Regions from separate parts of the Homo sapiens genome. Here region 2 is linked to region 1. Evidence: chromatin loops called from intact Hi-C (ENCODE). Cell type or tissue: gastrocnemius medialis. All regions are shown on one strand. Links, peaks and the distances in the headings refer to the core of each region. The heading gives the core; the rest is flanking DNA.

Evidence for each region. Peaks named below come from ENCODE experiments on the same cell type or tissue, not always from the same donor. Only the 100,000 strongest peaks of a DNase experiment are listed, where the experiment ranks them.
Region 2: a loop joins it to region 1, with 14 times the contacts of the local background. A loop is called at or near these places in 7 of 110 quality-filtered maps.

The regions. Positions count from the first base shown.
Region 1 is chr2:218,829,151-218,834,763 of GRCh38, forward strand. PRKAG3 (protein kinase AMP-activated non-catalytic subunit gamma 3) reads right to left here and starts at 2,653. Exons shown (of 14, transcript NM_017431.4): 1 at 2,588-2,653; 2 at 2,186-2,225; 3 at 1,596-1,751; 4 at 828-1,231. The coding sequence starts at 2,620. In gastrocnemius medialis, for the core only: no CTCF peak of the experiment used is centred there; DNase peaks (open chromatin) are centred at 2,691 and 3,461; H3K4me3 peaks cover 2,028 bases; H3K27ac peaks cover 2,500 bases.
Region 2 is chr2:218,286,276-218,288,775 of GRCh38, forward strand. The region is part of intron 2 of PNKD (PNKD metallo-beta-lactamase domain containing); the gene reads left to right. The region is part of intron 1 of TMBIM1 (transmembrane BAX inhibitor motif containing 1); the gene reads right to left. Among named protein-coding and RNA genes, the nearest start is that of TMBIM1, 5.0 kb to the right of the region's middle. RefSeq lists enhancers at 1-403, 665-1,044. In gastrocnemius medialis, for the core only: no CTCF peak of the experiment used is centred there; DNase peaks (open chromatin) are centred at 646, 1,036 and 1,579; H3K4me3 peaks cover 1,794 bases; H3K27ac peaks cover 2,500 bases.

The DNA.
Region 1 (5,613 bases), core at 1,324-3,823:
CTATGGACAATACATACACCGTGTTTTGGGAAACACTGCACTGCATAACAATGATAAGAATAAGATTATAGACATTTATAGCTAAGCCTAATGGAAGAGCAGGTGCCAGAGCTCATTATTTTTTCTGTTACCAAGAGAGTCCCCTACTCTTTTTTCTAAGTCACTCTGTGATGCCTTTTTTTTTTTTTGACATGGAATTTCGCACTGTCTCCCGGGCTGGAGTGCAGTGGCACGATCTCGGCTCACTGCAACCTCTGCCTCCTGGGTTCAAGTGATTCGCCTACCTCAGCCTCCAAAGTAGCTGGGATTACAGGCGCCCACCACCACGGCCGGCTAATTTTTTGTATTTTTTTTTTTAGTAGAGATGGGGTTTCACCATGTTGGTCAGGCCGGTCTCGAACTCCTGACCTTGTGATTTGCCCACCTCGACCTCCTAAAGTGCTGGGATTACAGACATGAGCCACCGTGCCCGGCCTCTGCAATGTCTTACACATACTTTGTTCACGCTTTATACTGGGTAGTCCAAGAATCCTCTGAACTATGTAGGGTGCAGCAGGCATTTCGATCCCCATTTTAGAGACAAGAAAGGTAATGTAACTCAAGGTCCTACAGCTACTAAGTGGCAGAGCTGTGATGACAATTACGTGTGCTAACAGAGAGTAGAAGCTGTCCCTCCCCCAACTGGCCTCCATAGTGCTAAGAAGGAGTCCTTTCAGGGGGCTTGCAGGGGCACCTGGCTCAGCAGGGCATCCTGCAGGGTGGGAGTGGCGGCTGCAGCACCGTGTGGATGGAGAGTGAGTACAGGTTGGGCAGAGCCGTGGCCTCACCTCCAGCATGGTGTCGAAGATGACTAGCTTGGAGCTAGTTGCCATGGCATCGTAGCAGGTGTGCTCCTGCATGAAGCGCATGTAGATCTGGGCGCCGGGTTTCCGCAGTTCGTCATCCCAGCCCAGCTTGGGAAATGGGGCCTGCGGGGACAGGCACAGGGCAGGCCTCTCTTCCAGCAGGCCTTCTAGCTCACACTCCCAGGCCTCTGTGGCTGGGAACTCCGTGGCCAGCTCCACATCATCTGTGCTGGAGCCTGCAGCTGAGGCTGTACAGTCAGAGGGGAGGCAGTCCCACCCTGTTGGTGGAGTGCCCACCCCGGCAGGATCAGCTTGAGCCAAGGGTGTGGTCTTGGGGAATGTGGCCTCCAGCCCGGTGGACTCAGCAGCTGGCCTGGACCGGGGACCTGTTTGGGGGAGGAGGGGAAGAGGACAGTAACTCCATCTTCCAAAGCACGTTCTCATCTGCTGTCGCCATTCATCTCACAGCAGCAGTGGGAAGCCTGGATGCTGTGGCCCTATTTGCAGGTGAGGGGCTGACCTGAGAGTCGCCCCAGGTAGTGGCTCTGTCCCATCTTTCTGAGTTGGCCATGCTGGCCTCTGGCACTGCAGTGCCTTGTTCTCTACTATGTAGGGAGACTGAGGCCACAAGATGAAGGTTGGGTCCAACTCTGTGTTATGGAGGGACCTGAGGTAGAGACCAGACCCAGGCTCCTCTGGGATTTCCCACTCCCCTGGCTCCCACCTCCCCAGAACTGGCCTTGGCCTCACCTTCCCCCTGACCTGGTGGCTCCCCTTCCTCCACCGACTTCTGCCTTGTCCATCTCAAGGCTTTGGCCCTCCGTTTCCCACGGATTCTTTCTGAGCTGCTGGTCACAGCTGGTGATGGCCATGAGCTGCTGTTTTCTTGCTCTAGGAAGCTCATCTCTGGAAGGGGAATGGGGCCTGTTTGGTTAATAGGGAGTAATGCATCAAAATCAATTCAAATGTTATTCATAATCTTTAGGATTTGCAAGCTTCCAATGGGCTTTTCTCCAACATATTTCTCATTTAAAACTTACAGCAGCCTTATAAAGCAGGCATTATTATCATCCCTATTTTGCTAGTGAGGGACCAGAAATTCAGAGAGGTTAAGCAATTTGCTGCAAATCACACAGCAAGTAAGTGGGAAAGTCACTTCTGAAAAGAGGAAATTGGAGGTGAGGGAAACACACCTGGGGAAAGGAGGAAGAACAATGAGGAAGAAAGACCAAAAGGAGGAAGATAAAAGCCAGGCTGGGAGGGAATTGGGGTCCCAGAAAAGTGGGGGACAAGGAGGTGGGGGAAGAGGTTAGGCCCCAGGGAGGGGGCATTCTCCCTACCTTGATGCTCAGAACCCCCAAGGCTGCTCCAGGAAGGGGTCTGTGGGGAGAAGAGTTTCTGAAGGAGTGGGGAAAGTGCCTTACATTCCCAAACCCCTTCTCCCTGAACACACGCCTACACACCCATGCACACCAATACACACGCTCAGACACACGCCATACACAGACATGCAGCCATACACAAACACACACAGAAACACACACATCCAAACACTCCCAGGCACACAGAACCACACACACTCACAATACATATGCCCAAACATGCACATGCCCATATTCACGAGAAAATCCAGACCAAACACACACCAGAAGACACACACGCCCACACACACATTCACAGCCCGTGCGCTCAATCTTCTGGCCTCAGCTGCCCCGGCTCCGGCTCCCCTGGGACCCCCATACCCTGCGCAGTGCGTGCTCCAGCCCGGGCTCCATGTGGCCAGCCCCAGACCAACTGAGAGCAAGTGTGCGACACTGTGGCTGGGCTGCACTATTCTGGGCCCGGCCCCGGGCACCCTGCCCTGCCAGGATCGGTTTCTCTCTGATTGGGTGTCAGGCAATGAGAGGGAGGGGCCCCCATTTGCTCAGCTGCTACAGCCCTGAAGGCTGGGGGTTGCTGGGAGGGAAGGGGCGCACCGGATAATCTGGGTACTTGGTCCTCAGCTGCCTCCTGGGTCACTGAGGACAAGCTAGAGGGACCCTTTTTGAGGGGATGTGGCTTGGAGCATGTGGGAACATGGTCATTGAGCAGAGTTGGGCTCTCAGAGTCCTGAGCCCCTATTCCAAGAGCCTCCCTCATCTTTATCAGGCACCAAAGAAGGGAACATGGAGGCAGATCAGCATAACTTTCTTCCTTGTTCTAATTTCAGTAGAGGGTGGTGCTGGAGTTAGAAAGGGCAAGTTGCAGCCAGCTCAGAGGCTGGAGATGAGGCAAGGGGTTTGTGGGTAGTCCAGGAGAGCAGCTAGTGTATGTCCAGATGTCCAGATTTGAGTCCCTGGAGTGTGTCCCTCTCTCAGGTGAAGGAGATGGAGTGGGTGTTTCAGGCAGGTGAAGAGCTGTGAGAATCACCTCGAAGGCGTGGGGAGCACTCAGAGCTCCCCGCAGGGGAAGAGACATCTGTTTCCACCTGTGGTTGGGAGATATGCCTGGGTGTGCAGGTGTCCCAGCCCCCAACCCTCTGTGAGTGCTGTGCCTACATCCCTGGTGCCAACAGGATCCCAGCCTGGCTCCAGTAGCTGCCACCCTCTTCCTTGGCATTCCCGGAGCCTGAGTCAATGTCCGGATTGGGAATGCTGACCCAGCTGCTCCGGCTTTCCTCTCTCTGCCCCTCCCTTTCTCTCCTCCTTCCAGCCTCTTCCATCCCAGCCCTGGCCCTGGAGTGGACACTCAACAACAGACTGGTGAATTTCTGTCTGAGTTTATTACATGTGTTTTCCATCAACCCTCAATGTTCCTACTCTGCCAATGGGGAGGGTGGAGGAGAATGGAGTTGGGAGGACAGCCTTGGCCAGGGCTGTTCCTGTGGTCCCCAGCCTTTCTCAAGGACATCTGCTCACTGGACAGTGGGAACTGGCTCAGAGGACAGAGATCAGTGTAAGAGAATTTCCTTCACACCAAGCATGTTTTTTCAAATGGACTCAAGATAGCCACCACCAGTTTGAGAGAAAGGAGAGTAGGAAGAACACCAAGTCCAGAGTGTTCAAGCATAAAAATAAGGTCTACATGAGGCCATTGGCTGTGGTTACTCAAACATGGAGCCACTCAGAAGGCTTCTAAGATTGTGAGGGTGTTGTATTGGCAAAGAAACCATAAGCCTGATCAGCAAAGCCTGGTTTGACACCCCTTCCCTTGCCTTATTCCCAGCCCTCCAAATCCGCACCAGCAGGAAGAGGGCTGTGAAGGCTGGAAGGACTGCAGAAAGCACAAGTTTGCCAGTGTGGGACAAAGGATATTGGATAAACAACAGCTTCCCAGCAGGAAAAGCCAGAGGCTACATAGGAGAGTGGAAAGGGGAGATCTTCCCAGAGAGCAGAACCAGGGGTGGTCAAATGTGCTGACCAAGAACTTACTCCACTGCCAGGAAAGGGCTTAGCCATTCCTGCCCAACCAGATTTGATAATTAAGATCCAGCAGCTGCTGGGTGTTTGCCATTCTTTCAGTTGCAAGTGGATTTTTTTTTTTGAGACAGTGTCTCACTATGTTGTCCACGCTAGTCTCAAACTCCTGGGCTCAATGATCCTCCTATCTCAGTAGCTGGGACTATAGGCGCGTAGCAGTGTGCTCAGCATGAGTCAGTGTTTTAATTGAGCTTACCCTCTTCTTCCTCCACTGTTGTCTGTGGGGAGTAGGAGGTGCAAATCACCTGCCTGTTAGTTTTTAGGTCACCAGACCATAGGGTGTCCATCTACCTGGAAGAAGGAACTGCCCACCCCTCAGATAGCCTGGACTCTCAGCTGGGTGCCGTACTCAGATGGAACTCTGACTTGCCTCCTTTTGAAGGGCAGTAACTGTGTTTTTTGTGTGGGATGGCCAGATGGGTGAGCTCTAGTAGAGCAATATCTCTTCTACCCTTCTTCTGCTGTTAGTAAACCACTACAATTTTAACTGAATGCAAGATTATATTTCACAGCTTCTTTTGCAGATAGTATGGCCATATGACTAAGTTTGACCATGAAATTTGAGCAGCAATGTTATATACATATATATTATATGATAGAAGGGTACCCCTAGGAGGAAAGGGAACCCTTTCTTACTGGCTAGAATTACAATACGATGATGGGAGCCGGAGCAGCAAACTGAACCCAACGATGGAAAATGCAGTTTGAAAATGATAGAACATCCCCCACCCCTGTCCTGGTCTGCCTACCTCTGGATTGTTATGTTAGAGATAAATAAATTTCTGTCTTGTTTAAACGATCGACAAATTGAACCTTTGTTATAGCAGCCAAGCCTCTCTCTAACTAATACATCTACGTTGCAGGATTGAGGTAGGATTAGGAATTACATATGTAGATAATGACCCTGCATGTTCGTGCAGTGCTTAGTGTCTACTACACACTGTGCAAAACACATTATATGCCATGTCCTGTGTAATCCCTTGCAACCCTGTGAGGGAAATACTTTGACTATTACAATTTTACAGATGACAAAACCAAGGCATAAATAGATTAAGTAACTTGATCAAAATCTCAAAGCTAGTGGGATGGAGCCAAGAATCAAACCCAGACTCAGGCACCACATTTATAACCACTAAGCTTTATGGAAGACACAGACCTGCCCCCTCTATACCTCCAACCATGAGGCTTTGAAGGCAGGCAGGCAGGCAGGCAGGCACGGGAGGGCTCTGACCCTTCAGTAGCCATCTCCTGCTGCTGTCAAGGTTGGGGTGGAGGAGGACTCCAGCTGGGGGTACACACCAGCACTGCTC
Region 2 (2,500 bases), core at 1-2,500, 540 kb before region 1:
ATCCACCCACCGAGGCCTCCCAAAGTGCTGGGATTACAGGCATGAGCCACTGTGTCTGGCCCACCTTCTGCTTGAAGGAACTCCAGCAACATGGAGCAAGCCCCTTGTCTGCAGACAGCTCGATTAGAACATTCTTCCTTGCCTCACAATGCCTGTTATCAAGGCATTCAGACTGTGCCCTATCCTTGCCCATTATAGATCTAAGTTTGCTCCTCTCTCAGGGCCCCAGTCCCCCATTAGGAAGGAACCAGAGCCCCTGCTTTCTACCACAGCAGCGGCACAAGTGGGTGAGCTCAGACAGCAGGACTTGCTGGGTGTCAAGGTTTTCAGATGCAGAGGCGGAAGCACCTCCTCCCCTGGAGCCCTCTCAGTGTGGTAATCCTGCTGTCTGCCTACTGAGGCCCCGGCTGGGGCTCTCCTGGGGGTATTTGAAGGGTTAAGGCTCCGGAATCTGCAGAGGAGGCCTGAGCTACTGGGGTTACAGCAAGAGGAGAGTATGTGTACTGGAGGGAGGGATGGAAAGGAGCAGCTGACTGGTCCAGGCAGCCTGCCCTCCTCCCTGCCAGAGACGGATGCCCAGAGTGGAAAAAAATAGCTCAGAATGCACATCTCAGGAAACCCCACCCAGCAGGCGCAGGAGCACAGCCCAGATCTGACGATTTGTTCCCCTCCCTTTTCCTTTATCTGCCCCCACAAGAAAACACTTTATCCTCCTACCCCAGGGCACAGCTGACCTCATAGCCACGAGAGCAAATGAGTAAAAAGATACACCCAGGAGTGTCTGGGCAAGTCACCAGGCCTGATTCTGCACCAAGGGGGCCCAGAATCAACTAAATATCCTTCCATCAGCCTGGACTTTGGGACTAAGAGGATGAAGCCACAGGGATCTAAACACTAAAATATCAGAGCTGGCTTAGACTTTGGATCTCACCTGGTCATTTGACAGACAAGGAAACCCCAGAGCCAAGAAAGTTCCTGCTCCACCCCAGAACAGCCCTCTTCTTCGTCATGGGTTTGGAACTTCCCTTCCCAGCCCCGCCCACTCTCTGAGTGATAGACACCAGCACACACCCTCTCCCAAGGAGGGGCCAGAACAAGCTACCATTCTCTCAGTTCTCTAGTGACCTCTCAGCTCAGAAACAGTTAAGACCGGGCCGGGTGCAGTGGCTCATGCCTGTAATCCCAGCACTTTGGGAGGCCGAGGCAGGTGGATCACGAGGTCAGGAGATCAAGACCATCGTGGCCAACATGGTCAAACCCCATGTCTACTAAAAAATACAAAAAATTAGCTGGGCGTGATATCCCACACCTGAAGTCCCAGCTACTCGGGAGGCTGAGGCAGGGGGATCGCTCGAACCCGAGAGGCAGAGGTTGCAGTGAGCCAAGAACATGCCATTGCACTCCAGCCTGGGCAACAAGAGTGAAACCCCATCTCAAAAAAAAAGACAGCCAGCCCTCGACTTCTGGCCCCCAACTCGAGGCCACCCCTCCCAGCCCCCTCTCTAGCCAGGGTGGCCTCTCTCTGGACCCATGGAGACCGAGGGGTGGCTCCAAGCTCCCAGGAGGGAGAGGCTGTCCTGGGGATCACGAGAGGACCCAGGCACCGCAGCTCCGCCACCCTTGTCTGGAGCAGAATCCTGTGATCAGAATGGTAATCTCGGGTTACCCCACCCAAGTCAGGATGGCCTGGGAGTACAGATAAGGGAAGAGGAAGCCATTAGCAGGCTGATGCTATAATACTTCTGAGCACAGTCCCTGTTCACTTCCTTCTTTGTTTCATCTCCTGTCTTTTCATTGAACTTCAAGATTAGGAGGGGAAAGAGACAGACAAAGGAGACTGATAACTAACCCCAAAAAAGAACTAGGGAAGGGGCCAGGCATGGCGGCTCACGCCTGTAATCCCAGCACTTTGGGAGGCCAAGGCGGGCGGATCACGAGGTCAGGAGATCGAGACCATCCTGGCTAACATGGTGAAACCCCATCTCTACTAAAAAATACAAAAAATTAGCTGGATGTGGTGGCGGACGCCTGTAGTCCCAGCTACTCGGGAGGCTGAGGCAGAAGAATGGCATGAACCCGGGAGGCGGAGCTTGCAGTGAGTCAAAATGGCGCCACTGCACTCCAGCCTGGGCAACAGAGGGAGACTCTGTCTCAAAAAATAAATAAATAAAATAACTAGGGAAGGAAGGGAACCACTTAGAGTAGTTGAACCACTTCCAGTACTTACTATATAACTAAGGAAGTACAGGTTGAATATCCCTCATTTCCAAAATCCAAAATGCTCCACAATCTAAAACATTTTGAGCACCAAGATGACACTCAAAGGAATGCTCACTGGAGCATTTCTGATTTCGGATTTTCAGATTAGGGACGCTCAACCAGTAAGTATAATATACATAGCCCCAAATCCGAAAAAATCCAAAATCCATGTGCTTCTGCCACTGTAGATGTCTGCCCCCATGGCTATCGTGACTATATGCTCGAGTAGGAGAGTAAAGTG